2 separate regions of the Homo sapiens genome follow, and region 1 is linked to region 2. The links are chromatin loops, found by intact Hi-C in ENCODE. Cell type or tissue: MCF 10A. All regions are shown on one strand. Links, peaks and the distances in the headings refer to the core of each region. The heading gives the core; the rest is flanking DNA.

Region 1 (15,400 bases), core at 5,066-13,065, 480 kb before region 2:
TGGGACTGTGCCTCAGGCCTTGGTCATTCAGATGGGTTCAGAATAAATCCCTTCAAATATTGTATAGAGTTGACTTGTCCACAAAAGGGAAGGAAACAGGGCATTCTGACATTCTGAGACAGGACGGGTAGTGAGGAGCCTCTCACAAACCATGGATATGTGTATATGTGTGCATGTTCTTGCACATACCAGCACATGCCTCCCCAAAGAGTCCCCTACTCCCAATTCCAAGGATGTCCACCTCTGCCTTGGCCCAAAGTTCTCACCTCTACCAGGCTCTCCCGCACCTGTGGTCTGAGACATCAGCTGGTGGGTTTGGCTTTGAGAATAAACCTGGGTCACTTGGCGGGCTTTTTTCTGTCTGCTTGCCAGGAAGCCTGCTGAATTCCTCTCCACCTCTGCCCTTGTCCACAGAGAGGGGCGGCCCATGCAGTTCACAGCTAAACTTAGCCTGGCAACGCTGGAGTCACGGGGCAACAGGGGCTGAGGGAAGATGGAAGCTTCTGGGTGGCCCGGACAGAGGGCTGCAGGTGGCTGGCTGGGACCAGTGGTTTATTCAGACCTTTACTGTGAGGCTGGCCGGAAGCCAAGACCCTGGGAGAAATCCAAGGCTTCCTTCCTTCACTGGGGTCCCTCACTCCTGGGTCCCCCAGAGCCTGCAGCACTCCCCACCATAGCTTAATCCAATAAACACCACAAAGCATTGCCTAACACCCATAGCTCTCCCATTTCTCGAGCCCTCACTAGGATGTGCTGGGCACTGCACACACTAACCACTGTAAGTTTCTTTTCTTTTCTTTTTTTTTTTTTTTTTTGACCACTGTAACTTTCTAAGAGGTGGGTGCCATCCCTGTTTTGCAGATGGGTTAACCAAAGTCCAAGAGGCTAAGTCATTTTCTAGCCACAGGACTAGAAAAGCCATAGCTGGGCTGAGATTCAAGCTCATTCTGTCTGTCTTTGCCAGCAAAGCTCAAGTTTTTCCACTGTGCTACATGTACGGAGCACATACTGAGCTCGAGGAACATGATGGATGCTTCAGGGCCTGCAGTGATGAGTATGGCCTGACCCCTGGTAGCAAAAGCATTACAATCCACGCGGGAAGGTAGACAGCCACTACGTATGGAGTCCCCAGACAGAATGAGATGTGGGGCATAAAAGGCACGTGAGCTACAGGCTGCAAAATGCAGAGGAGGGAGGGAGCTTCCTTCCTGTTCTCTGAAGGCCTCTCCCTGTCTGGAGCTCTCCCTGCCCTCACCTGTTGGGGAGATGTCAGTGTGCAACTCCTTGGCTCCACCTTCACCTCCTCCTCTCCTTCCAGACAGAATTACTACAACCAACCAGGAACAGTAGGAGCATGTGTCCGGCCCCACAACCTGTTCATCACACCGCTTTTGCCCCACTGCCCATCTACTCCCACTGAGGGTTGACTGACCACAGCCTTAAGCAGCAGGGGTGCCCAGGACCCATTTCTTGGCCACCTGGTATTCCCTCTGGGACAGTGGTTCTCAACGTGCTTAGCAGCAACAGTGCCACCTGGCAACTTGTTACAAATGCAAATTTTCACAGGCAACCTGAAACCCGCTGATCAGAAATGCCAGGGCTGGGCCCAGTATCTGTGTCTCAACAAGCCCTCTAGGTCATTCTAATGCCCGCTTATGTCTGAGAACCATCCCTTCCCAAACCAGGCGTCCTCTGGGTAGGAGGGTGGGGCTCCTGCAGTGTCACAGCAGCCCACATCCTGGAAATTGCCAAGGGCTTGCCCAGCACACAGCCTGACAGATGCAATTAGCTCTGCTAATTACAACAGCAAAAGAAGGCCTGGCCCTGGCGTCACGTTCAGAGCCAAAAGGAGTAGCTGATAGGTTTCCTTTACGAAATGGAATAAAGGACTGGCTGAGGGCAGGGGAGGGCACTTTTAGCCGAGGCCTTGGGGGTGACTTGGGTCCCTTTCACTAGGTTCTGGGTCCTCCAAGAAAGAAGGAGCCAAGGGAGGCCCAAACTGCCATGAGTTTGGGCTGAACTCCTTCTGTATCCTGGCCTTGTGCTGCAGTTTCTCAGCCCCAGCTGATGAGGTACACAGTTGTTGGGGGGAAATCAAGCCAAATATTTAAGAAAGTCAGAATATAGAGTTGAATTTAGGTTTCTTTATTTTACAGAGGTAGAAACCGAGGCCTCAAGAGAAGACATGCTAGGCCTGGAGGGTGGGTGGAGTAGAAGAGGCAGGCTGGGTATCATCCCGTGGACCCTCCCAGGGAGCACCTGGCAGTGATTCCAGCACAGAACAGGGGAAGGGTGGTGAAAGGTGAAGATGTTTACATGACCAGCCATTTAGGAAGCAGGTACCCCATACTAGGCAGGATGCTAAGTACTCTGCATATGTTTTGTCATTTAATTGTCACAACCTCATTTAGGTAGTTGCATTAAAACTCTCTTACAGATGAAGAAGACTGATGTTCTGGGAAGGTCACTGGGTGGCCTCTAGGATTCCTGAGTCTGCAGTGCATGGCTGAATGTGAGCAGCACCTAGGCTGAGTCTGCCCCTCCCTCTGGTCTCCTTCCAACCCCTCAAGGGACTGATGGAAAACTGAGTGGGTCCTGCCTCTTCCCCTGCCTGGGGGTACCTCTGCAGCATCATTGTCAGTGGTGACCACCAAAATTATCCAGGTTGGCTGTCTCCCGAGCTTCCCAGGCCTTAGAAAAACAGGACTTTGAGAAAGGAGCATGAGTTCTACCCTGAGTCTTGGTTTTAGAGTTTGGAACTCATGGGCGGGCGGTCTGAGCCATCGTGAAACCCTCCTCCCATGGCCCAGCCTACTTGTCTCACCCTCAATTCCATGCTTCTCTCTAGCAGGGCTCACGCCCCATGCTGCAGTGACACCAGCTTCCCATAGCACAAGGCCAGCTCAGGGCCCTTCTCCAGGCACCTGCCCCTGGATCTGGCCTATCTCACCCTTCCTGGAACTCCTGCAGGTCAGGCCACCTTCCTGCTCTTTACTGTGTCACCCACCGGTCCCTGCCTTCCTACCTACAGTTCCAGCATGGTCAAGAAGCTGAATGTTCTCCTGCAGCCCCCAGGGTACCACGCACGGGGCTGGGCACACTGCAGGCTCCCAACATGTAAGTAGGAGTTGACTTATTGCACATTGGGAGGAGGTGGCTGGTGGCAGATAGAGCTGGGGAGTGACATGTCTCCACCAACTCCCTCCTTGTTGCCTAACTCAGGACAGAGGACACAGCACAAATGGCTCAGTAACAATGGCTCTGAATGTGTCACTGCTCAGCCTGATTGGCTCCCATCCTTCCAGGACAGTGGGACAGGAGAAGGGCTTTGCTCCAGCAAGTGCAAGGTCTCAGAGCTGCTCCCACCAGGGCATCTCTGGCTGGGTCCCTCTTCACTTGCACTCCAAATGGGGACAGGAGAGGGAATATAGAGGGGCAGGTGAGCAGACTGGGGCCGGAGGCTGGGCCCTGAAAGGGGAGGGAGGGACAGGCAAAGAAAGGAAGTGAGGAAAGAGGAAGGAAGAGGACCAACAAAAAGATCATTGAGAAAGTAGGTGGAAAGGGTGCGTTTGCGGCTCTGGGCTTGCCGCACTTCCTTTTCTTCTCGGCGTCCTTGCAGCCCTGACCCCGTCCAGTCATCTGCCCCCTCTCCCACTGGGCAGGACCATCATGTTGGCCAACCCACCTCCCCCAGACCTGCCACCCTGTGGCCACTGGGCTCCTTCCCTTCCTCTCTCCAGACACCTGTCTCGAGGACCCGGGTTGTAAAATCAAGTGTCTGGGAGGGCCAGCCCGCAGGGAAAATGAGCGGGGCTGCAGTGGACAGCTGAGAGGAGGGGACACTGGTCGACTGGATGGCACATGCTTCGTCTGAAGGGGCGAGTCCCCACGCCACACATTCTGTGCACCCAGAATGACAAGATCTTTTTTTTCCCAAAGAAAAGCCACTAATCTGGACTTTGTCAAAATCCCCCCATTTTTAAATGTTAGCTGCTATTTCAAAAATTCCTTAAAAACCATGTGAGCAACACTGGGTGCAGTGGCTCACACCTATAATTCCCAGCACTTTGGAAGGCTGAGGCAGATGGATCGCCTGAGCTCAGGAGTTCGAGACCAGCCTTGGCAACATGGCGAAGCCCCGTCTCTACCAAAAATATAAAAAAACTAGCTGGGCGTGGTGGCACATGCCTGTGGTCCCAGCTACTCAGGAGGCTTAGGTGTGAGGATTGCTTGAGCCCGGGAGGCGGAGGTCACAGTGAGCTGAAATGGCGCCACTGCACTCCAACTTGGGTGATACAGTGAGACCTCGTCTTGAAAAGAAAAGAAAATGAAATAAAATATGTTAGTGGCCACCCAGAGCCTGTGGGCTCTGGTCTGCAACCCCCCATGAAGCGTTCCTCAAGGTAACCCCTAACCCAGGACTCTCCTTACTCCTACCCCATCAGCAACTACTCAGCAAACCCACTATTTCCTCTGAGTCCATGACTCCCTGAAATACTGGCTCCACCTTTCTCCCCAAACCTAGGCCTGATTACTCCCGTGTCTCCTCGTTGGCCCCAGCAGCCACATTCGGAATAATCCTAACCAGCACTTATGAGGGCTGACTCTGTGCCAGCCCTTGTAGGAACTTAGTGTAAATGCCAGAGCAGATTTTCTTCCTTCCCCATGGCCTCTGCAAGGACTAGAAGAAAAGAGAGAAGAGGCTTTGTTGGGTTGGCATCCTGGTGACTTTTTTTAAGTCCCTCCCTCTTCCTAGAATGGGCCTTGAGGACACTTAATGCTTCGAGTGGGTGGAACCGGGCACCCCGAGTCCAGCCAGCGTGTGCACACGCGGACAGCAGAGGCTCGCCTAAGCAAAAAGGCCTAATGGTGCTGCGCTAAGAAGCGCTTGGTATTAGAGTAAGGCCTGTGGGCCCCAGGAGCCCCAACTGTCCCTCCCTAACCCAGGGGAGAGCCCAGACTGACTGAGTGGGATGCTGGGCTCAGAAGCACCCAGGGGTCAGTCTGGACTCTGGTGAGGTGGGGCAGCAGGACAGACAGCAGAGAGGGGAGAGCTCCACCCCAGTGCCCACCTGAGGTGGCCCTACCACCGAGCCGGTGGGGAAGTACACGCGGGGCAGAAGCTGCCTTTTTTTGCTCCAGCGAGCCTCTGTTGTCTGCATGTGGACACTCTGGCCGGACTCACAGGAGGTGCTGCTCACACCCGTCCAAAGCATTAAGTGCTCTCAAGGCCCACTCTCGGGAGAGGGAGCGGTTTCAAGAAGTCACCAGAATGCCAACTCTGTTCTCAGGACTGGGTCATGGGGGTGGTCTGCCAGCCAGCAGAGGCACAGGAAGGACAGAGGGCTGGACTCTGCTGGCTCTGGGTGGGTGAGCCACATCCTTCCTGTTCCCGCTCCTCCGCCGGCTGATGCACGTCCCTCGGCGAGCAGATGGAGAAGGCAGGGAAGCCATCCTCTCCCAGGAAGGACAGAGTGTCCCTCCGTCCAGCCACTCTGCCTGCCTCCTCCAGCAGGACATCATAGAAATCACAGCATCTTGGGACAGACAGACAAACGCCTGATCTCTATGGCTGGGTTGTGGAGAGGACAGTGAGAAGAGACTACAAGGAGTAAAACAGTAGCAGAGACAAGGAGGGGGCTCCCCTGCAACCCCTGAGCTCTGGCCCACACCTCCTTTTCTCCCACGCGTTCCCTCCAGGGCATCTCAGATCCATTCAACTGTGTGGGTTGAATGGCAGCCCTCAAAATATACGTCCTCGCGCTAATCCCCAGCCCCTATGAATGGGACCTAAAAGGGTCTTTGCAGATGTGATTAAATTAAAGAACTTGAGATGAGATCATCCTGGATTACCCGGGTGGGCCTTAAATCCAATGACAAGTATCCTTATGAAGTGACACAAAAGAGAGAGACAGAGGAGAGGTGAGGGGAGACGGAGGCCAGGATGGGAGTGACGCTGCCACAGCTGAGCATCATCTGAGACAACAGGAGCTGGAAGAGGCAAAGAGGGACTCTCCTCTAGAGTATCTGGAGGGAGTGTGGCCCTGATACCTTGATCCTGGTCTCCAGAACTGTGAAAATAAATGCCCACTGTCTTAAGCCCTCCTGGTGTGTGGCAACTTGTTATGGCCACCCCAGGAGACTACTGCAGTCTCAAAGCGCAATGCACCCTCCTCTCTCCCAGCCAGCTCCCCTCGCTGACCTTCCTCTTGTTGGGGTATCTCCAGTCTCCCCAGCCACCTCTGACCTGGCCTTTGCTCTGCACCGAAGCCTGGGGATTCCACGTGAGATGGAATCTCTCTCGTGTGCTGGCCAGCGTAGGCCTTTGGGGTCAGCTCATCTGAGCTCTCCCTAACACTCCAAACCCCCAGTTAGCTCCCCAACCCTGCACGTCTCCCCTCCCCATTTCAAGGGAGTCTTGTTTCCATGGGACACAAGTCAGCGCTTTAAGAATGTTCAAGGCCTGGCCCAACCAGCCTCAGAGGACCTCTTGGTTCCCTCTCTGCCTGGCCCGGCCACTTCAGATCATCTCCTGTCCCCCAGATAGCTCCTGCACCTCCCCACCATTCCTGGAAACATCCATGCTTCACCCCTCTGCTGGCCAAAACCCTACCCAACTGACCTCACAGCAAGCCCATCTCAGACTCCACCTCCAAGGAGCCTTCCAGGATCCCAAGACAAATCCCTCTTTCTTCCAAGGGATAGGAGAACAGGGGAGGGAGAGGGACATATGAATTAGGCCCCACTGAGTGCACCAGGTACCTCATGTAGGTCAGGTGGCTCTGTAGATGCACCGGCACACAGCAGGCACCCAACTGAGGCTGGTCCCATGTGTCTCTATCCTTGAATTATTGCATTTAACCCACGCAGCAACCCCGGGGGAGGGGGCCATCAGCCTCATGTCCCTGGCAGGAGCCCAAGGTGCTGAGAGGTGGGGCAATGTGCTCAAGGTCACACAACAGCCTGGCTCCAGGCCCCGTGTCGCCCTGGTGTGCCCGACAGCTGCCTCTGTCTTTGTCTTGCCCCATCACCTTCCTCACTGTGAGCTCCTCCAGGGCAAGGGCAGGGTCCTGTTTGTCTTTGCATTCCCCAGAGCAACTGGCATAGACCTGCGCTCCGTGCTAAGGACACACACTATCCTGGGGGCCCACAGCTCACACCATGCACTGGAGGCACCACTTTCACAAGACAGTTCCCCACAAATGCCCACCACTTGCAGGAAGGATGCCTCTCCCACAGCCAGCCTGCAGGGGAAGGTCTCCCTCAGCCTCCAGGATTCCCATCTCCGGTTTCTATGCGTGAATCACAGTGACAGCAATGCGCCCTCACCACTTCCCGTTGTCCTACATTGGCTTGGTCTGGGCTCGTATTCCTCCGAATTTCCCCTAGCCCTGTGGCCGCATCTCACCCACAAGGGTGCTGGTTTGGAGAGAGCATGAATACCCACCTTGGGGCAGGACATGCCAGAGTTCCCAAGAGTCGTCCCCTTTCTCTCTCTCCACCCCATGATCTACACACCCCCTGCCTCCAAGCAGAGCCACAAACGTTCAGGCAAAACCACACTTTCTCAGTGGGACAGGGAGGGGAGGCTGCACGCTTAGACGCAGGCTCTGCACAATAGCAGACACACTGACTCAATGGAAAGGGGAAGGGACTGGAACAGAACCGGGAGTAAACACAAAGGAAAACAAGGAGGGAACAAAGCCCTCCCTTGGCCACTCCCCGCCCCCTTCCACTTTCCCCCTTTCACTGAGAAACTAGGATGGATGGAATTAAATAAAGGGCCAGCACCCAGCAGCCACCTTCTGTTTGACCCCTGGATGGGAACAAAGAGAGCCCAGCTTAGAAAGACACTCTGCCTCTAGGAGATGGGGGAGGATGAACCCCCCAAGGCCTTGTCCACGACCTCGGAAAGGCTTGTTCCCCACCTCAGCCTCCCCACCCCACTGGTCTCTTACCCACGTCCTGGCTTCCTGAGATTCTAGGCCCCACACAGTGAAAGAAATCCCAGACTGTTCTTCTACCCGAGTCCCCCTGCGGCTTAGGCGGTACCTGACACAAAGCCTGGGCCCCAGCTGGGCTGGGGAGAGCGGGGAGGGGAGAGGAAGAGAAGCGCTGTGGGCCTCCTGCACGCATGCACACACACACACACACACACACATACACACATGCACGCACACACACACTCTCCCTGCAAAGATCTAAAAACCCCTTTCATCTCAATAAAGGGGAACAGTAACAGACACAAAGACAAAGGGGAGGCCAGCCCAGCTGTAAAAAAAATTAAGAGCGTCTTTGCTTGTGCTCTGCTGCAAGGATCTGGGCTGAACAATAGAGCCGGGCCTCTGCCAGCCCTCCCACACCAGTTAGTCAGAGCAAACCAGTCCTCCTCCTCTCTGGAGAGCAGAGGGCCCACATGGTAAGGCTAGGAACAGTTAGCAAAATTGCTCCCAGAAGTACCTATGACTACTCAGAGTCACACTCTCTACGGATTGCACAAAACAACCCTACTATGACATCATTTTCTAGTCACAGGGACGGAGCAATAAGGTGTGATGCGGGTGCTCCACCGAGGCTGTGCTGGCACCCAGTAGGTGTCCAAATAATGCCTGCTGAATGCATGGACCCATGACTCATATGTGCGTCAGTCAGACTGAGGTGGGCAGCAAGCAGCCACTGATAGTGTCAAGTTCACACAGGCTCATTTCCACTCCTACTGTCACCGAGAAAGAAACAGCCCAAAGCTCATCAGCTAAGAAGAGCTTAACAGTTTGCAGAGGCTTAGAGAACCATTGCTAAGGAGTCAAACTCTGGAATCAGAAGGCCTGGGTTTGAATCTTGGCTCTACAACTTGCTATGGCAATAGTGTCCAATTTATGGCCTTGTGGACCATCTCACAGTCACTCGGCAGTGCTTGGTAAATGATACTGCTGTTGGCACTGGTACTGGTGCTGCGGTCATGTCTCCTTTTTGATTTGTTAAATCGTCATGGTTGCATGTTAAGGAGTCCTCTGGGAAGAAGTGGGTGAACAACATCCCTGCAGCTCCTCCAGAAGCCTGGGGAGTATGACTAAGTTGTCTCCTCCACCTCCTTGTCTTCTTCTAAAGGCCCCAGGGGCTGACACAGAGGAAGAGGAGGAAGTTTGGAGACCTAGGAAGGTCAGCAGCACCCTCCCTTACTCCCTCCAATCTGGCATCATTGACACTGACAGCTCTTCCATTAGGTTCTGAGTACCCAGCTTTGGAAGAGGGTAGTTGCTATAATGAATGCTTGCTGAATACATGAATGGAGTTAGGATTGGGAAAAGAACCTCACTGCCTTTACTCCCAGGAGCAGGAATTTGAAATTCCTGGAGTGAAGTGGAAAGCTCTGGATAAAGTAACTTCTACATTCTTTCTTCCTGGGAGGGGCACTGCAGTCAGAAAAACAAAGTGCTAACAGTGTAAGTGCCTTGGAAAATCCCTTCCAGCAAAATCCCTTCCAGACGTAGCCCTGGAGACAGAGACGGTTGCAGCCCCGTTTGGTCTGGACTGGCCTTCATGTAACTGCAGGCAGACTCACTGCCAACGTTTAGAAAATGGCCCAGGAATGAACCCTGACACGTTTTCTGACCCTCAGCTGCCTTGCCGTGGACACCTCCCTTCTTGCTCAAGCTTCTTGTAGAAATAAACAGAGGATTACAGAGTAAGAGAAGGAGCAGAGAAGTAATTCTTCTTTCAGGAAAAAACTGGACAAGCCTCAGGGCCCTGACACACCATGGGAGGGTTTAATGAATTACAACCACTGCATCCCATTTATTGAGGCTTAAGCATTGCACAATAAAGCTTTACATGTATCATTCTCACATCAAACCTCTGAGGCAGGCACTTATCTCCATTTTACAGATAAGGCAACTGAGGCACAGAGGTGAGGCCACTCACCAACATCATAGAGCCAGGATCTGAATCCAAACCTATCTGACTTTCAAGCCTATACTCTTCCCATGAAGCCACGAGCTGTGCTGCTCAGTGACCTGGTATCTGTGAAACATTAGACATGTACCTATGGACTTTCCTCACCCGGACTGTTTAGGGAAGGGTAGGTGACAATCTAGATGAAATGTGGGCATGAAGCAGGGAGTAAAACCTAATGAACTTATGAGACTCCTTCTACCAAGATTCTGTGAGTGTGGCCTGGGCTATTTGAGATAAAAGGAATGGAAAGCCTTCTCTGCAAAAAAGGGAGTGAGGGCTCTCTTGACACTGGCAGGTAGGCATGTGTTGGGGTGAAATGTCAGGAAGCGGCATGGGTACATTAGGGACATTTTGGGGCAGCACACAGGGGTAGGACCCAGGCAGCCCCTGCTCTCCTACCCTCCAGCCCAGGCATGCTGCACCCCTGCCTCCTTGGGAACTTTGGAACAAAGTCTCAGCAAACAAAGGACGCGTTCGTAAACTTCAGGCGGGTCCCCCGGCTGCTGCTAAGAGGCTATTGAAGCCGGCTCCCATGAGAACAGTATGTTATGAGCACATGGTTTTGCACTAGCGGGCAGGGCCAAAATAATGACAACACCTTCCCTGCTGCTTTGATACAGGAGGAGGGGGCGAGAGTTGGGGGGACTCCTGCATCAGCTTCAGGGAAATGACCTAGAAGGGAGAGAAAGCAGTAGCAGCCCAGGGTTGCTTCCAAGCTGAGCCCCTCTTCCCAGGCAGTGAGTGTCCCACTGTGTTATGCACCTGGAAGTGAGTCATTTGATAATTGCGGGGCTTTGTATTTTTCCTAGGGACTTCCAGCAGAGGACTGCAAAGTGCTCTGAATATTATCAGGAACTGGTTGTTACTGTGCCTATTAAACAGAAAAGCAAACAGTGCTGGAAGGGAAAGCCTTTCCTTCCTTTCACCCTCAGATAGCTCAGGCCACACTCACAGAATCTCTTGGCAGAAGGAGTCTCCAAAGCTCACTAGGTCTGCTAATATCAGAGTGAGACAGCAGGAAGGGACCAGAAGTCTCAGGCCTGGAGTTGGTGGTCTGCTTGCTGTTTTCTCAGTATTGACACTTAAAACTTTGTGGGATTCTTTATGCCATCTGTATGTGTTCTGGGCTACAGTGTCCAGACAGACGCCTGAGGTGGCAGAAAGAGTCCAAGGCCCTGGGAGAGAGCAAATCTAAATTCGAATCTCTTCTCTGTTGTTGTCCGTTTGGGGCAAGTCCCTCTGAGTCTGTTCTTTCACCTGTAAAACTAGGATAACACCCACCTTGAAGGGCCATTGTGAGGAGGAGAAATAAATATGTGTAAACCCCTAGAATGGGGCTTTGCTCAGTAAATGAAGCCACTATTTTTTTTTAATAAGGCCATTCTACTTATATGAACAATGTCATATCCATAACGGTGGATTCTGCAGATTAATGATACTCTAATTTTTATTTATAAACCTGAAAAAGCTAGGTGCATACAAGAATTAGGGCAATGACTTTAGCCACCGAAATGCTGGACATCAGAAAAGCACCTGAAGTTATGCCTAGTTGCACAAAACAAAAACTTTAATCAGGTGCCTTCAAGTGGAAGGACAAGGCGATTCCTGAAACCTCTACAGAGACACCTACTATATCATCTAGTTTTTCATCTTTCTTCAGGGCAGGGAGTCCTCCCTTTCCTGCCTCTTTCGTCTCCTGTGCTGACATTTGGCAGCCCTTGCTTAGGAGAAGCAGCAGGCATCACCTGATAAGATGTGGCGGAAACACAGGTCACCAAGTTAAGAGCATCAGAACTGCTGAGTGACCTCAGCCTTGTAAACAGTGCCATCCCAGGGACAAGATGGACATCCATGGCTGCCCCCTCTGACTCCACTCCCAAATTAGCAAGTGTATCTCAAGCACACCCAACTGAAAGCATTCCATGAATTTAGTTTAACCCATCTAGAATTCCACAGGGAATGCTAAGTTGAGTGAGGTGAACTGTGAGACGGGATTCCTATCTCCAGTTGGTCCTGCCTCTTGGGGCAGTGGATTCCATACACTCTTCCTCTCCATGTGCATTTCATCATAACGCTCCACGAGGCCGCTGAATCCCTGGCACAGGCCATGCATAACAGATACACAATGGCTGCTCGATCAATGAAGCCCCCGTAATAAGGATGTGAGCATCCTATTTCTCACTCTCTTTTGTGGGGAGGCTGAAGAATGGAAAGTCACTTTTCTGATGGCCCCATCACTGCTCCAGCCTGCCCTTCCCCTAACCCTCCTTACAGATCCAGGCTGCAGGAGGACCCCTAAGGAGTCCCGTTCAGAGAACTGAAGGAGACTGCAGCTGTCAGCACTGCGCTCTCTGACCCAAGGCCTAAAGACCCACCACCAACTGACACAGCCCAGATCTGAGACTGCAGCACCTCCCTCTTCTATTCACCCTGCCGCTAACTGGGCCCATCCTCTCCCCAGCCTCTGAGAAACACACCTGTGAACGTTACACCTTCTATGTCCCTTCCCTTCAACATGCGTCTCACACTTGAGGCCGATTTTTCACCTCCCCGTCCGCCTTAGGGTGGAGGCGTTGCCCTGAGCAACAGTGATGTCACCTGCAGGGTGCTTCCGTTTCACTGATGTCACGGGGTGGGCCTAACAGATAGAGGGGGGATGTGCTCTCTGTGGGGAAACGTCACAGGTCCTAAACTGTTGAGGAGGGGTCTACAGGCCTCTGGGGCACTCCCAAATGACCCCTTTCCTCGCCCAGAAGAGCTCCTTACCCTTCCTTCCTCTCTGGATGCCTGTTAGAGCTCAGGCCTCAAATCTGACTTTCCCTCTGCCAGAGTCAGCCAAAAGATCAGGATGAGCAGCTCCAAACAAACTGCTGGAAAGACCACTGAGGATAGATGTCCTCCCCGTCTAGGACAGTCTAGGTCCCTACAGCCTTGTCCTTTGTCCAGACCTCAGAGGAGGGAGCAGTGACCTGATGGGGAAGTTGGGGCCCAAGTCGGCAGAGAATGCAGACCTCCAACCGACCTCTGCTGTCCTGAAGAGCGCACACTGGCCAGGTTTCCAGTCTGCGCCAGGCACGGTGCTCAGAGCCTTCTGTGCATCGTCTGGGTCAACCCTCCCCACAGCCCTGAGGGTCATCCCCATTTTACTGATGATGTTACCGAGACTTGAAGAATCAAGGCACCTGCCCAACTACTGAGAACGCCCAACCACCGAGTGGTGGAGCCAGGACTCAACTCAAGTCTGCCCCACTTCAAAGCCCGTGCAGTCACACCGCCTTGGCTCTGGGCACCTGGAGATGTGGCTCATTAAAGATGAGCCATGAAGGGCCTGGACAGAGACCAGAAAGAGCCCTTTAAATCTAAAGAGGCCAGCTGAGCAGGGCAGGCTGCCTGAGGCAGCCGAAGCAGGCACTGCTTTAGGAATGCTTCACCCCCTGGCCTACGCAGGGGATGCAACAACTGGCCAGCCTTGGCCCAGCCTCCATGCTGATTGGGGACCACGTGTCTTTGCTCTATGCTTGGCTTTCTATTGATCCATCCAGGTTACCGGATCATCCTCTTGATTTGCATATAGCACTTACTCTCATGGCCTGGCCCTACAACTCTGAGATTGTACAGTAGTTATCGAATTTACGCAAATGCAAATCTATGTCTCTGGGAGCTAATGCTTGCAAAGCACTAAACAAATAGGTAAATAAAATAAAAAATTACTACATTATGAGAGAGGAAAGGGAGAAATGCTACCAGGATTTCTCAGGGAAATACTGCCCTTGAGGCACTGGCCAAGGAGATGCCCATAGCCAGGCTGACCTGAGTATCCAGTCTACCTGGCAGCTATCTTTCTGCTGGTGAGAGGGCCGCAGAGGTAGACAAAGCCCTGCACTATTGGACATCACTGTCCCCCACCCTCACCCCATGCTGCTCCTGCCTGGTTCTGACTCCAGCTTTGATAAGCGCAGTCCACCTTCTGGTCTTTGGTTTCCCATATGGCTTGTCTAGGACGCAGGGAAGAGACGACATTCAGTCTGTGTGATGTTTGCGAAGTCTCCTTGCAAATTAATAAACCAGCATTCTGATTCGTACACCCTCTTCTGGGAGCTTTCTCAGGGTGAATCAGTAGCTTGAGTCCAAACCACTCTGAAAATTATGGAAATTGGGTTTCTGAGCGGGCACAGCTAAGAGCCATGCCCTGGGACAGGTGACGTGATCCAGGTAAACACCACCCTCTGAGCAATCTGCTGGGCACCAGCTGGCCCCTCCCAGGAGGCATCTTGACTTCCTCACTGATGAGAAGCCTATTTTGTTTAAAGTGCCTATCGACAGTACATAGTGAAATGCTCGGTTCCAGCTAATTAAGCGCTCAGCTGTACGGTGTGGAAACTAAGAGATCATGTATATGGAACTGTGAAATGGAGTTTCAGGAAGGGTTCTTGGACGAACTTGAGAAGGGCATTTGTGGGTGAATGGGACTTCAACAAGGAAGCAAGAGACCACAGATGGGGATTAGGGGTTTGGAAGGTCAGGACAGTTGTCTCACCTCCTTCCACTCGCTCTCTGCCTAGGTCAGGACCCTGCGTGCAGCCACCGCCGTTTCCCTCTGAGCCACACCTGGGGGCACTTACTCATCACCCTCATGCCAGGCCCCAAACTGGATCTGCCACCTCACACCGCCCAGAGATTAAGGAAAGTCACTTGATTCTTGGGCCAGGCTCCCCATCAGCCATCAAGGCCCGGCTTGCCTCTTTTCTTTCCTCCTCTGCCTCCTGCCAGATGAATTTCCCCTCCTTCCTCCACCTGGACTGAGAATGGGTATTTCCTCCTTTGACAGAGAAAGAAAAAGGCAACTGTTCTTCCCCCTTTCCCACGAGGGTTCCCAATTAAACTAGCTTTTTAAGCTTAAGTTGCTTCTTGGTCTATGAATGCCCAGTGATTAAGACTCACCTTCCAGGCTCTGGAACACTTAACATCCCTGTGCCTCAGTTTCCTCATCTGTAAAATGGAGTTAACAATACCTAACTCATACGGCTACTGTGAGGATTAAATGAGTTAATACAGGCTAAGTACTTTTGGGGAAAAAAAAAAAAAGCCTGGCGAATGTTAAGCCCTCAATAGTGGTTGTTTATCAGGGCTGCTGTGTGAATGGTGGACCAGGCAGTGTACTGCTTAAGGCACCTGGCTGAGGGGTGAGGATAAATCCAGCTCACATGCCACTTATCCAGCTATATGGCTTGGCTATGTCCACTCAAGTAAGGCCAGTATTTCTAAGAGGCATCAAGCCCCATCCTCTTGCCAAGACAGAGCACCTTATTCTAATTCATGCGAAGGACTGAATAGGCTAGCAGCAGCCCTGGAGGTTATCATGAACAGTTCTCAGCATCCTCCTGGCTCTGTACCCCTCCCCAGCAAGACTGGATGAGAGAAGGGTCCAGGATGGCCTGGTGTCATC
Region 2 (15,400 bases), core at 2,758-10,757:
GAAGGGAGGGCCTAAAATCTCCATATTCTGCTTTTATTAGGCAATCAAGATGAGAAAATAGCAAGAAAGAAAAGTTGAAAAGCAGCCACAACAAAGATGAGATTTTATAGGGTTTATACAAAGTTGATTTTTCAAAATCTTGTAATAGTTTTTGGAATTGAGATAATACTTTTAAACCTGAACTGATGGATCTCTTTGGAATTTACAGAAAGAGGTGCTAGGCTATGATTTCCCCAAAAAAGTAATTGACTTATCCTGGGAATAGCCAGGAAGCAGCAAAGCTGGGAAAGTGGGGAGTGTGTAGGACCATGAAATCTGGCTTCCTGATTGGATGGAGCAAAAACAAAGAGAGGAAAGATACTCAGTTTCACCACTGTGTGGTTCAAGAGTCCAGTTAAGACCTATTGAGCATCTACAGAATCTGGTTCCCTGAAAAATGAAACATAAACAGAATTTGTTGCTATTAAATGCTATGGACAACTTTTGGACATCAAAGAGGTCACCATTCTGGTAGTGGGGCCTGGAGTCATGTGCTCAGAGATCTTGGAGAGAGAGCATAGAGAGTAGGAGACACCAAATTGAGTTTTTTCACTCTTTTCTCTTTCCCTCCTATGGCCCTGATTAGTTTGGAGCATAGGCGAGGCTTCTGTTATCATGAAACCCAGAATGCTGAAGCTTGAACAATATGGAGATTTCTTTCTCTCCAATGTCCAGGTGTAGATGGGTGGTCCAGAGAGGGGAGGTAGTTCTGCTCCGCAAGGTCATCCAGAGACCCAGGCTTCATCCACCTTGTTGCTCTACCACCCTCTAAGTTTGTCCTTTTCACATAGTTGAAGCTACTCATTGTCACATGCATGCTGATAGGGAGACAGAAATTTCTTTTAATGAAGTGACTCAGAAATTGCATGTGTCACTTTCACTCACATTTCACTGGATAAAAAGCAAAACAAACAAAAACTTAGACTCATGGTCACTTCTAGCTACAAGGAAAGTAGAGAAGTCTGTAGCTGTATGGAGACTGAAATTTGGTAGAAGTGGTTCTGTTTCTAAAAGAAAGAGAGGGGATGGGTGAGGGAGGAGAGCTGGTAGTCTCTGTTACAGATCCCAAGACTCTGTTAAGTCAGTGGCTTTCTGATTCTGCTGTGAGGTCCCTTAGGGTTCCTCAGATTTCTCTCAGGAGCTGCCTGTAGGGGAATGGAGAGGCTGTGGGCTGAGCACTGAGCATTGGGATTCCAAACCTCTCCTCAACCAGCTCACCTTGATTTTACCTGTATTATGCATTGGGTTTTCACATAACTTTCCCTTAAAGAAGGTTTTCCTGGGCTGAAATATTTTTGAAAATCACTTCTGTAAGCACTTTCTATAATCCTGTGTGTTGCCCATCACTAGCACTTTTTCCCTTCTCCCTTATTGCCACTCTCCCTTTCTGGCTATCTCTGGGTTGCTGTTTATAGGGAATGCGTTTAATGTTTCTATGTGAGTCCCCAGGCTCATTTATTCACTCAAGCTCTCACTGCAGGTGAGTGACCCCATTTTTTACTTCTGGGTTCTCATGAAAGGCAGTATTATTTTTCTGATCATTTTCTCCTCCAGCTCTTCCTTGGAGAGTCCTCTGCCTCCTCCAGGGCCCAAGGTTTCCTTTCTTGACTAAATTTACTGCTGTCACAGGGATTTCCAGCTCCCTACTAAAGGCTGTTTCAAGCTCCAGAGAAAGACCAGCCCCATCCTCTTTTACCACACAAGACTGAGACCCAAGTCAGCCCTGGAGAACTGTTTTGGGGTTTCTATTCACAAGTTTGTGGAGCTATATCATCCTTTGCCTCCTCTAATTACCTTGTTGGCATAAACGGTTCTATTATTTTAATAATACCTTGAAATTTCTTAGGGCTTTTCAATTTCCACAGCTTTTTCACATGGATCATCTCACTTGATTCTGACAAGTGTCCAGAAGATGAGCATCTCTAGAATGCGAATTTTGAAGATGAGGAGGCAGGTGCTTTGCAAAGATGAAGGAACCTGGCCCAAGGCCATATGACCACTAAGTGGCCAAATTAGGATTTGAATTTCGTTCTTCCAGCCTTACATTTCATGTTCAGAAACTCTTGACTATATGAATTGTAGAGAGCATGAAACAGGTTGTTGAAAGTTTCATGATTTTTGCTTCATAGGAGGGGCCCAAAGCAAATGTTAGTTTTCTTCCTTCCTTATTCTACCTGATACTTTGGTAAGGTGCCCTCACTTGCATGATTTTATATATTCTTCACAGTAGTCCTGGGAGTAGGCAGGGTGGCTATGGTTATCTGCATTGCAAAGATACAGAGGCCACGATAGAGGAAGTGACTCTACCACTGTCACACAGTTAGCAGTAAAACCCATCAACCAGGGCATAGTGCAGTCCTGTTCCATGAGCTGAGCTGCATCGTGGAAGTAGGATCTTAATGCATTTATTTTGAAAGTTGATATTCAATCTTCAGAAGTCAACAAAACTCCTGGCAGAGATAGAATAAGATTTGGAGATTTGATACCATTTAGGAAACCAGAATAGATGCCAAATTATCTGGCATGAGTTGGGCAAACTTACTTGATTTCAACTGGAAAGACTGGTGATGGACTGGCTGGTTGGTGTGAGCCTCCTGTGTGCCTTAGGAAAGGGTGGACTCTAGCTAGATACTCTGAGGTTTCATTCATTCACTTGTGCATTGATGTTATCTAGTCACTCAAATAAGTGGAGTTTAGATAAGTAGATCCATGAGAGAAGACAAACGATGAGTGTCACCCTTAGTTGATTCTCAGATATTGCATAGAACTGACTCAGCTTTCTAATACACCTCACTCACACATAATGAACACCCATCTGTCACTCAGTGAGTCATCAAGGGGCCATAAGCCATGGACCCTGCACTTCAGTTGCTTACCCTTGAGTAGAAGGAAGGAGACATGTACACAAATAACTAATACAATGAGAATGTTATTGGGGTTATAGGAGAGATGCAGATGCAAATTGTCTTGAGAACACAGAGGATGGGAGTAATTCCAGTTGAAGGGCCTGGGAAGCTTTCATGGAGGAGGAACCACATGAAATAGCTTGACTAATTTTGAGAGGGTGACTGAAAGTCATCCAAGCCTCAAGAAGGAACATGAGCACAGGCTCAGAAATGGAAAAATGCAAGGAATAGTTAGGAAATCTCAAATTTTCACATGTTGTTTGAAAGTGGTTTTGGCTAGAAGAGTGTGGAAGACATTTTTTTTAAAAGGTGGGTTGGAGTCAATTTCATGAAATTGGAGGTGGGGCCAAAGAGTCACCCTGAGGAGTCAGGATTTACCATGGGAGGTAGTAGGGAGAAATGTCAGTTTCCAAGTGGTGTGTGATAGAATTTGACAAGGCTTGAGGATGGATACCAGTTGTAACTACTCTTCTTGATGGTGGGATCTAGGGACATCCAGAGTAGGGAAGGGACCTGATGCAAGTAAAAGCCACAGCACCCATTCTCACATTTCCCCTGCCTTCAATTCCTGTCATTTCCCAGCCTTCTCATGTTCTTCATGCTTCAGTTTGTGGTTCCAGGTTTCCTCTCTTCATACCTCACACTCTCTACCCTTGCACAAACTCTCTTCTTCCTGTTCTTGCTTTCCCCTCTTTACTTATTCTTTTCTTTCTTTTTCTCTTTTTCTCTCTTGCGTGTGTAAGTCGTAGTATTTTGTAAACCCCTATGTCAGATATCCTGCTTCTCTTCTTACAGATCATCCTGGTCTGCATTATGAGGCCCATGGAATGGAGCAAGTGTTGGGAGATAAGTTTGGAATATTTGGGGGTTAATATTTTTGGCCACTTTTTTACTTTCTGTAAAGTAAGCCAAGTTATCCTTAGCTTCCAGATGAGAAAGCAGAAGCACAGAGAGGCCAAGTGTCCTTCCTAAGACCACATGGCTAGTAATTTAGAAAGCCAGGAATCTAAACAGGATATTCCTGACTAACCTATACTACGTCTTTCCACCATTCTAGCTGTCTCCTCTGAGTGTCCTTCCTTTGTGCCCAGAGGGTAAGTTTAGGCATAGAGAAGTTTGAAGACCAGTTACAGGTGACACAATAGGATTATGGATAGTGGCTTCAAAAAAACAGCAGCATAATGTCTCTGAATGTGACTTATGATGCTGTAAGTTCTAGAACCCTCTTCAGTTGGGGTGACATGAGAGTAATCATGGTAGTGGCATTGTAAATCAAAACAATTGCTTTGGAAGCCAACGTTGCAAGATGTACCCAAAGCCACAACATTGTTTATTACCTTTGACTAAGTAATATTACACCTTGGAATTTATCCTAGGGACTTGTTCAAAACTGAAAATATGCTAAATGCATAAAAACACATTAAAAGGGAAATAACGTAAGTTTTGTTTCATAATAACAATAATGACCATTTTGAAGGCTTTGTGGAAAAATGAGAATATATTAATAGGTTAGTTGTCAACAAAAAAGTAGTTTAAAATGGTATATGTACTTGATCCTAACTCTGTACAAAGGTCTACATTTTGTCCAACTACAAAGAAATCATAAAGATAGGAACAGTTGTAAGAGGCTAGTGTGATTATGGGTGACCTTTTCTTTCTCCTACAAATTATCTTGGATGTTTTGTGGTTTTCATAATGAAACACATGGAAGAGAACTAAGGGGTGTTTGCCGTTTTAGGGTTTAGTCTGAGCTGTTGAGATCTCCCTTTCCATTTTGGATGATGACACATTCTGGAAAACTTTCTGGACCTTGGGGAATTTTTGGGAAGAACCAGATTCTTTAGAGTACATCCTAATGTAGCCCAAATGTTTTCTTCTTGCATTCAGAATGCCTCTGGGAAAATCTAGGATGTGGATTCCCAGGAAGCATTTTCAGACCCTTGTGGACTGTTGCTTTTAAGAAATGGTCTGCTCTTTATAATCTCTTCACTAAGCTCCTTGCTCTCTGTGTGTGTGTGCGCATGTGTGTGTGTGCGTGTGTGTGCATGCATGCGTGCGCATGCACATGCATTTTGTACAAAAACATACCACTTTTTATTCCATTTTCAGCTGAGTGACAATATGGTACATTCTGTTTGGGGATTCCTTGGCCCATGGAGAGGTCTTGAGGAATTCATGAACACCCAGATATGAAGTGGAAATTTTTATGTGAATACATTATATATTTCTTTGGAGAGAGTATCTACCATTTAATCATTTCCTTTAAGAGTTCTTAAAACCTCTAAATTTAAGACAAACATGAACTATCAGGGCAAGGTAAAAAATAGAGGTTACTAAACTGGAGGACATTGGAAGAAGAAAAGAGATGAGTGGCTTTCTAGAAGTCTAAGAATCCTACGTTTAGAGCGTCTCAGGTTGTGGGGGAGGGTGGAGCAGCATCCATTCTCCAAGTGCTTTCTTCACCTCTTTTCTCTTTATTTTTTTGAAACGTGAGGCTGATTTTTGTAGTTGAACTTCTTGAATATGAGGGTGACAGCTCAAAAGCTAAAATCATTCTGTGGCTTCCAACACTTGCTGCTCTCCCAGCTTGTAACAGATGGATTTATAGCGATGATTCCATAGAATGTGATGCATGAGGGAGTTGTCCTCACACCAGAAAAAAAGGCTTCGTAATTTACTTTCAAATCTGGTTTTGAGTGAGGGCTGGAAGGCCTGCCTCTGCCATGATATGAAATGGATTCCCAGGAAGGGGTATGGCTCAGTTGTCTGACCTTTACAGCATATTTAAATGTATATTATGGTGTTCACAGTCGTAAATAATATAGCTAAGGTTATGCACAGGGGAGAGCTGAGGGAAACATTTGCAGTAAAGCTGTGGGCTGCCCTGGCGGGAAGACAGGCACTTGGCTTTGAACTGGAATTTGGAATCTGGGTGGGGGGAGTGAGAGCAAATATTTTCCAAATGGTTGCCAGTTGCTTTGGCACCAACAGAACTAGGACTTCTGAAGCAGAAGAAGCAGGATACGTTCTGCTTTTGTGAGTTGGTGAAGGACATCAGAGTGGATCTTCATTTATCCATTTACCAAGGATTTATTTAGCAAGTACTATATTCTGGACACTAGGGGCTGAGGATGTAAAGACAGGGCTTTTGCTTCAAATAGTAAACAAGAAAATAGTGGATAGAAATAAATAAATTAGTATAATGTGTAATACAGGAGAAGCATGCATAGAGCACAGAGATAGCATGAAAAGGAATGGCTGACTCTAAATGGGGGCAACAGGGAACAATGAAAATATGGAGGTAAATGTATGATTTGGGTTTTGAAGGATAGGCATTCACCTGTAATGGATGATGGGAAGGACATTCAGATGGAGGGAAAAACATGTGTGAAGGCCTGGAATCAAAAAAGAGAATGAGGCATTGAGTAAAGGCAATTTGCAGTTGTTTCCATGTAAATGAGATGGTGGAAACCATCAGTAGATAAGGAGACTGGAGCCCATCATGAAGAAGCTCTATCAGCCATCTTATGAAGGTAAATTAACTAACATCTACTGAGTATTTACATCAGTTATTCTACTGAATACTTTGATGTGCACAATCCTATGAAGCAGATACTAGAATTATCCCATTTTACAGTTAAGGGAGTGGAGGCTCAGAGAACAGAGAATGAAGTAACCTGTCAAAAGTCACACAGCAGAAATGGACTGCTGGTAACTTGAAGACGTGCTGGTGATAGAAATAGAAGTAAATGGATTTGAGAAATATTTCGACGGCAAAATCAACCCATTGATTGCGTTGGCTATAGTAAAATGAGGGAGAAAGCAAGGAAAGATTTAAGAATGATTTTTCATTTTTTGTCATATAAAATGGGAAGGATAGTTACGCCATTCACAGAACAGTAGAGGTTTTGGGAGGTAGAACATGGGTTCAGTTTCAAATGTCTTGAGTTTTAGATACCTTTAGGATATACAAATAGGATTTAAAAGCTGAAATAGCCTATTTGTCATTCATCTCCCAAGACTTAGTGTCTTAATTAGTTGCCTAAGCGTTCTGTGAGTTGGCAATTTTGGCTGGGCTCAGCTGATCAGTTGTTCTGGTCTTGGTTGGGATTCCTCATACATTTGTAGTCATGCCCATGCCAGCTAACTGGCCCTGCTCCTGGGGGTTGGCTGGCTGTCAGCTGGGGTGCTAGGGAAGCCAGACATGTGTCTCATCCTCCAGCAGGCTAGCCCAGGCTTGTTCTTGTGGCTAGGCATGGTTCTCAAAGAGCAAGTAGAAACATGCAATGTCTCTGGAGACCTGGACTCAGAACTGTAACACCATTGTTTCTGTCATATTGTTTTGGGCAAAACAAGTAAAACGCCAACCTATATTTAAAGCCTGGGGTGATTGACTCTTGATTGAAGCTCAAGTTACAACAGGAAATGAGTGTGGTTGCAGGAATGTGTGACATCATGGCCACTGCTGCAGTTGGCCACACCTGTTCTCCAAGCGGGACTGCTTTATAGTTTAGAGCACATCTTGTACCACCTTCCAGCTCTTACTCATGATGTCTCCATCCTCATTTAATGAGCATTATTTTGTCGTCTGTTGTGTGGGATAGCTACTCTACTAGTTGCTTGGGGATACAGAAATGAATAAAACGTACTCCCAGCATATGAGGTTAAGGATGGTCATGTAGCCTGTTAGTGGTGAAAGTGAAGTTGCTCATCGAGCCACAGACTGTACACAGTGTCCTTTATTTGATGTTCTCCTGATGTAACCATGTTGAAGCCTCAGCCCCCTGGGATAGGGGCTGCTTCCTGGAGCTTTGCATGAAATGTGTCACCCACCAGTGGGTTGGACTATTTCTGAACATGCTTCCGACAGAAAGCATGTTCTTGTTTAAGCAGAGCCATATGCCACATCTTGAATGTTAAAATTTAGCCACCACTGAGTCATCTAGAGATGAAATAAAGGTTATGAGATTTTAAAAGCAGAAATAAAGGATTTTCACCTCTATTTTTATAATAGTTTTTTTCTGAATATAAAAGAAATAGGAGTATCTGTTGTAAGAAATTAGAAAATCTGAAAACATATAGTGAGGGAAACAGAAATGGCCTGTCACGCACTGGAGATTATGTTAACATACGTGTACATTTATTTTGTAAAATTAGATGAACACTTTATATAAAGATTTATATTTAACATTGTCATCATATAGTGTGTATATTTTTTAAACACTTGTTAATGGTATATGTACTGTTTTATGGATTGCATTTTACACTTAACATTATACAAGTAGACATTTCAATATTGTAAAGTAAAATGTAGAAATATAATTTCAGTCTCATCATATTAAGTAGTACAGTTTAATTATATGATTATTTGGCTGTTTATGTTGTTTCTGATAATGTGCTATTATAAATAATGCTTTATGACCTTCCTGAAACCTAAATCATGTGGGCATCTGATTATTTCTGCTGTACATAGTCTTAGAAGTGGAAATACTGGGCCAGAGGGTATAAGTGTTTTTAAAAGATTTCCGATAGATATTGGGAATTTACTTTGCTGAAAGGTGGTATAGCAGTTACATACTTGTCATCTGATTTTCTTTGCCTTGAGAACTATCTGGGTGGCTATTGTGGAAACTTTCCTAGCAAATATTTGTTTATTTATTGTTTCCTTCATTCACTTATTCATTTATTCAGTAAACATTTATAGAGCGATAGTGCCTAGGGAGAAATAAAAATGTCTGAGACAGATGGTTACACAATATCATGCATTTTTCAAAACTCATAGAGATGTATACCACAAAGAGTGAATTGTACTGTATGTAAATTTAAAAAACAAAATTCTAAAAATGATTAAGAAAAGCCCATTGCTTCAAGGAACTTAAAATCCAGGGAAAGAGATAAGACATGCACGTAATAATTATAACACAAAACAACATATTAAAAGTACCATATAGGAAGGGAAAATATTTACTGGTACATTTCGTGTGCCAGGAACTGGACCAGATATTTTACACATTCATTCATTTGTTCATTTCCTGGCAATACAAAGATGAAAAACCTGAGTGCCTGTTCTCAAAGAGGTCCCAGCTTCATGGGAGTGGGACCTGCAAACAATCAACCACCACCAGGATAATTACTCTAAGTTGCACATGCAAGAGAACAGAACTTGCCTGAGGGAGTTGAGGCTGGTTTCTGAGAAGAGAGGGAACTTGCCAGGAGACATGAAGGAACACAGTGCTTTGCCTCATTTACTCCTCACAGTTGCCTGGTGAGGCAGAGCTTTCACACTTATTTTACACAGGAGGAAATGGAAGCTATAGAGCTTAAGTGAAGTGTCTTGCCGAAGGTCACACAGCTGAAAAGTGGCAGAGCCACAAATTTTGCCTAGATATGTGCTTTCTGTCCTAGTCACTAGATCCCTAGAAAGGGACTGGAATTTAGGATAAGCATTGCAGGATGGGGAGGAAGTAGCTCTGGAGTAAGCCAAGAGCAGCATCTCATGGGGAGAGGTTCATACGCAGGGAGTCAGGTCAGAGACCAGAGGCTCATTTAGCGGAGCGGTGCAGGGCAGATGATGGTGGCAGCCAGATAGCAGACAGCCTTACATTCTCGGCTGAAGGCTATGGACTTTTGCAGGCAGGGAAATGATTGATGTTTTGAGAACAAAGGAATGGCCTGCCAAGAGATGTGCATCAGAAAACATCAATCTGGTCTCAATATATGTTATTTGGGTGATGGATACCCTGAAAGCCCTGCTTGACTATTATGCAATCTATGCATCTAATGAAATTATACGTGTGCCCCATACATTTATATAAACAAAAATAAAAGGAATTGACAACCTAGAAAAAACAAAGAGGAATGAATAAATGGAAATGCCAAAGAGAAAAAAAATAACTTGGTAGTAGCACCCTGAAAGGATCCAGATGAAGGGTAGACAGAGATTTCCATCTCTCTTGGAGAACTCTCCTGTTCAGTGGTAGCGCACCTAGAATGTCAGAGTAAGGACACAGTGCATCTTAGTCCAGTGATCACTTCCCCACTAGCTAGGCCCCATCCTTAGTTATTCCCAAGATTTTGTTTCCTTATTCCAGCAGTTGCGTATCTAAAATGTCAGAGTAAGGACGCAGTACACCTTAGCCCAGTGATCACTTCCTCACTAGTTAGGTCCATCCTTAGTTATTTCCAAGATTTTGTTTCCTTTATGAATCCTGTCAAAATAGTAGACAAACTGAGACCTAGCTTTTGTTGTATTATTTCAGTTAAAGCAAATAAACAAAACCTCTTCTACTCAAATATTATTTCCTTTGCCTTTTCTACCTCTACTTCCAGCTGGCGATTCCAAAAATAAAAAGCTTTGTTTCCTCAAATAATAACAATGCACAATGTTGGAATATTCCAGTGAGTCATACATTGGTAGTCACACACAGGGATGGGGGCGACTTTAACCTGAAAACTCCAGCCCCTAATGGGCCTTTCCCATTGGAACCAGGTTTTACTCTTAAGGGCCTGGGTGGAGCTTGGGCCCTAAGTGTGGGCTATAAGCAGGGGCTGGATGAGTAGACAGCAAGGCAGTGCTGTGGAGTCTAGCTTGGAAAGGTAAACATCCAGAGCCAGTAGAGCTCAAAAGCTCTCAAAGGGTAACCAGAGCAGTATTTGGAGGAAGTATGCACCAGTTTCATCCCCATGTCCTTCTTGAAGGGGATGCTGTGGGTGGATCATGGGTATATGGATTTTAAGTCTTTAAGAATCAGAATGTAGAGCCCACCTATTTCTTTTCTGTGGCACTGCAATTTGCCCCCAGCTCTAACTTCAAAACACAGGGCCTTGGTCTTTAGTTCCAAAATCATCTTAGGATAGTTTTCTTACTCCATGGCCTACTGGGCCCTGGCCTGCTTCACCATTTTTTCAACTTCATCTCAGATTTATCCACCACCCTCCAGGCTCCCTGACTTTCCTTTGGTCTCTTAAATGTGCCAAAGTATTTTCAGCTTCAGGGCCTTCACTGCTGCTATTCCCTGTGAGCACAGTGCCTTTCCTTTTGCTCTTCCTCAAGTGACCAGACAGTTCCCACGACCCGTTCATCATCTGCTAAGGGTGTTTGTGACTTCACATTGTGAAAGGTATCCTCACTTTATTATTCTCTAATTCAGGAAACTTCATTGCAATTAGAGATTATATATTTATTTTTTTGTTTAGTTTACAAGACTCAGTCACCCCTACGACTAGATTTTATGCTCCATGAATTTAGGGCTGGCCTGTTTTATGTACTAATATACTAATCTACATACTCAGTTCAGTGATGGGATCACAGAAGGGGCTTCAGTAACATTTGTGGAAGGATTGAACCTGGGTCATTTCCTTACCGTAGCCTTAGCAACTCATTTCCAGTGTGCTGGGTGCATGTATAGGACAGAACAGGGTGGCTCTCTGCTCTACAGCGTTGGGTCTAATGGCCTGTCCCACACCCCTTAGCCTCTCTTCATGGGTTGGTTGGAGCTGATGGCGCCAAATGAGAAGATCCCACTGAAGATGCTCCAGGGGCTGGCAAGAATCACTTTAAAGAAAAATAATCTATCTCTTCCATGAAATGAAAATAGTAACCAGGACGATAATGTTTTCATGGGTTTGAGAAAAAAAAAATTTCTTCCACCATTGTCGTGATCATTTTGGAAATTCTAAAATCTGTTTCTCTGGGCAAAGAAAAAATTTATCTCACTGATGAAGTATATTTAAGGGAGTTTTCTTTTCTTTCTTTTTTTTTTTTTTTTTGCCAGGGGGTGTGGTCTTTAAGAATAGTTTAGGAAGACTTATGTTTTTTTCCCCCTATTCCAGAGTCACTTTGCAACTTAAGTAGAAATTCGTATATGTTCTCTCATCTCTTAATCATGCACAGGCTCTTCTAGAATATCTCTTACCTGAATAGCTTCTAAGGGGCTAGTCACTCACAGCAGTGGAATGGGCAGTGTTTGGAGTCTCAAGACACAAGGGGGGAGTTAAATCAGCTTTCCTTTTTGTGGAAAATGGGGTTCAGTGACCTGCCTTCTGTTTCCTCTCTCTCTTCCTACCTGCAGTGAGTAGTATTACTAGCCTTTTCTATATTCTTTCCCTCCGATCTTCCTGCTCTTCTTTCCCACTCCAAAGGCACATGCCATGCAAAATATTTGAACTAGACCCTCCTCCAAAGCCCAGCTTTTACACTGACTCACCCTCAGCAACCCTGAACTAAGACTCCATGTTTCAACTGTCTTTGTCATTCCTGATCAGCATGCCTCTGTGCCTTCATAGACGTTGTCCCCTTTCCCTGGAATTTTGCTCCATTCCTATCTCCCGCCAATGCATGTCTCTATGTGTCAGACCCCTATTCATCCTCTAGAACTCAACTTGGACATCAATTTCTCCTCCTGGAAGCCTGCCCTGATTGTCAAATTCTGTTCACTGACAGTACCTCACGCTTTCCCAGACACTCTCATTATATTGTCATAATATGTTTACACATCTAACTGACTAAATGTGAAATACTCTGGAGGTTGGGCAGGACTGGGTCAAATTTATCATTTGCATCATTAGGACATAGTAGATACCACTTATTAATTAATGGATGTGGAGAGCATTTTATTTGCTTCAAGACCTATGCCAAAATAAAACACAGCAAGCTAATTATTTGTACTTCAGCTCCCATTTTTAAGTCTTCTCACATTATTATATATTACAAATATAATTGGTAGTTAGGATCCTTCCTTTCTGTTTATCTTTATTGTCAAGTCCTAACTGAGCCCCAGTGTGTGAATGAGAGCCTCAAAGATGCTCTCTGTGGATAGAAGTGGAGGAAGAGGGAAGACACAATCCCTGTTCTCAAGAAGCTTGCAGTCTGAAGGAGGAGAAAAGACAAACAGCACTGATGGAAGGAGGACACCTGTGCGTGATTACTGCTGTTCTGTCAGTGAAACCCCAGAGATTTACAGTCAGTTATCACCACTGTAAAGAACAATGTGAAAGTCAGGGCCAGGTGCGGTGGCTGATGCCTCTAATCCCAGTACTTCAGGAGACCGAGGCCAGTGGATCCCTTGAGCCCAGAAGTTTCAGACCAGCCTGGGCAACATGGTGAAACCCTGTCTCTACTGAAAATACAAAAGTGGTGGCACACGCCTGTAGTTCCAGCTACTAGGAAGGCTGAGGAGGTGGGATCACTTGAGCCCAGGAGACGAAGGTGGCAGTGAGCCGAGATCACACCACTGCACTCCAGGCTAGGTGACAGAGCCAGACCCTGTCTCAAAAAAAAAAAAAAAAAAAAAAAGTCACCCACTGGGTATCTTGGAGCATAACATTATCGGGCACATTTAAATATAAATAAAGATTTGACATTGAGATACAAATTCACCACACTCCTAATTATTCAAAAATATTATTCTATCTTGATTGTCACCCATATACTTTTGTGCACATGGGAAATGCACCCATGTGCATTTCCACAATGACATACTAAATAGACACACTTTTTTTTAAGGTAGGCTTCAGGCAAAATCAATACATAAAACAAAAACAGTTTTTCATGATGCATTTAACTTTATAAGATATAATCTCATTAATACCAAGTGCCAGTTTATCAGTGGACACATATGTATTATTTCTATATAGCTGTAATAAGAATGAGCATACTTTTTGCTGTAATTAATAACTTCTGTATATTCATACGTTTTTTCCCCATAAGACCATGTAGTTCCAGTTTTCAATTTGTAGTAATGATATAGAATCTATCATAGAATATGCTATTAATTGCTTGAATATGTCCCTGCTATTGGTTATTTAGGTTGCTTAATTGCTTTTTCTCCCTGTGAGGGATAGCACTGTTATAAATATTTCCATACAAATAGCTTTTTTTCTTTTTCGCTTTTGAATTATTTCCATGGAATATAAGAGTATATTACCTAAAGTGGACTTAGCAGGTTAATGGGCATAAATAGCTTTGTCATTCTGCCAGAATGCTCCCTGGCAGGTCTGGGCCAGCATACAGTATTCGCAGGAGGATATGGGAATATCTGTTTCTTTATAATATCCTTAAATTTCATAACTTTGAAATGAATTTTCACTAATTCAAATGGCATTTTGGCATTTCAGAAATGAGTTAATTTGCTTTTCTTTAATCTGCTGAAAGCAAGATGCCAGGCCTTTTTTCAGCATTGGTTCACTCTCTACTTTTCTTCATGTATAAACTACCTGTCCTTGTATTTCAGAGATCATCCTGCTTTGGTGGGTCTTAGACTAACCATTTGTTAATGGTTATCCTTTCTGATATAAGGAAAAATAGAATGTGCCTTATCACTTTGCTAATTATTTTTCTTTGTCCTGCAGCATATTTTCACATTACACAAATTACACCTATCAGAGGTACACCCAAGTGCAGGAAGTTTGTGGTTTTAGTGAATTAGTAGCTATTCCCATGGAGCCAGTCAGGGGCTGGCGTCTGTTCAGCGCACCTTCCAGACTCATCAGACTTTTAAAAACCACTTTGTGGTGAGGAAAGAGGGAGGGCTTGGAGGTCCCAGCTCTGCTGCTGTGTGACTGGGGAGGTTCCTTAGCCTCTTTGAGCCTGAGCTTCCTCAGCTGAATCATTGGAAACAAAACCTAGCTTGCAGAATCATTTGGAACATAAGTTGGTGCTGCTTAGAGTGGTCTCTCCTTACTTTCACTTCCTTCTACTTGTTCCATCCTTCTCTCCTCTCTCTTTAAGACCAACAGGGAATACAGCTGCTAGAGTTTGGAGGGAGGCCAAGCCTTCAGCCCGGGCACCCAAGAATTCACCATGCCCAGAGCCTGTATCCACCTTCGTGGACCCAGCTTCCTGGCTTCTGGGGCACCACAGTGTCTGTTCCCCTCAAGCCCAAAGGAAGTTTGTTGTTTCCAACACCCAGACAGCCTCAGTACTTTCACCAACTTGGAAGCGGTGGATCTACAGTCATCTTGAAGGGGCCCACACTACTTATGAGCACATTTCATGAGAGACCTGGCCAAGGAGGAAGATAGGGCCCATGGATTTCCTTTCCAGGAAATTAAGGGAAACTACCCCTTATTTAGTACCTAATAAGGGCTGCTGACACATTATCTCAATTTTCAATTGGCAATCATAGGAGTCACTGTTTTTTTCCTTTTCTCCTCCCTTCCCTGCCTCCCTCCTCCCCCCTCTTCCACCCTTCTCCCCTTCCTCCCCCTCCTCCTCCTCCTTCCCCCTCCTCCTCCCCCTTCCCCCTCCTCCTCCTCTTCCTCCTCCCCCTTCTCCTTCTTCCTCCTCTCCTTCTTCCTCCTCTCCTTCTCCCTCCTCTCGCTTCTCCCTCCCCCTCCCCCTCCTCTTCCGCTTCCCCCTCCTCCTCTTCTTTCCCCCTCCCCCCTCCTCTCCCTTCTCCCCTCCCCCCTCCCCCTCCTCCTATCCCCTTCCCTTCTTCCTCCTCTCCCTCCTTTTC

What was found. Hi-C counts contacts between places; a loop is a spot of excess contacts. Peaks named below come from ENCODE experiments on the same cell type or tissue, not always from the same donor. Only the 100,000 strongest peaks of a DNase experiment are listed, where the experiment ranks them.
Region 1: it touches region 2 in a loop (26-fold over the local background); 1 of 110 quality-filtered maps calls a loop at or near these places.

The regions. Positions count from the first base shown.
Region 1 is chr10:104,320,907-104,336,306 of GRCh38, forward strand. All of the region lies in intron 1 of ITPRIP (inositol 1,4,5-trisphosphate receptor interacting protein), which reads right to left. ITPRIP-AS1 (ITPRIP antisense RNA 1) reads left to right here and starts at 2,458. Exons shown (of 3, transcript NR_120622.1): 1 at 2,458-2,664; 2 at 3,032-3,117; 3 at 5,433-5,839. RefSeq lists enhancers at 2,814-3,544, 6,063-6,708, 6,709-7,354, 9,293-9,938, 9,939-10,584 and 1 more and silencers at 8,471-8,520, 10,545-10,839. In MCF 10A, for the core only: no CTCF peak of the experiment used is centred there; DNase peaks (open chromatin) are centred at 7,315, 8,515, 9,035, 9,675 and 1 weaker place.
Region 2 is chr10:104,802,233-104,817,632 of GRCh38, forward strand. All of the region lies in intron 1 of SORCS3 (sortilin related VPS10 domain containing receptor 3), which reads left to right. Among named protein-coding and RNA genes, the nearest start is that of SORCS3-AS1, 140 kb to the left of the region's middle. RefSeq lists enhancers at 6,743-7,942, 7,109-7,632. In MCF 10A, for the core only: no CTCF peak of the experiment used is centred there; a DNase peak (open chromatin) is centred at 7,229.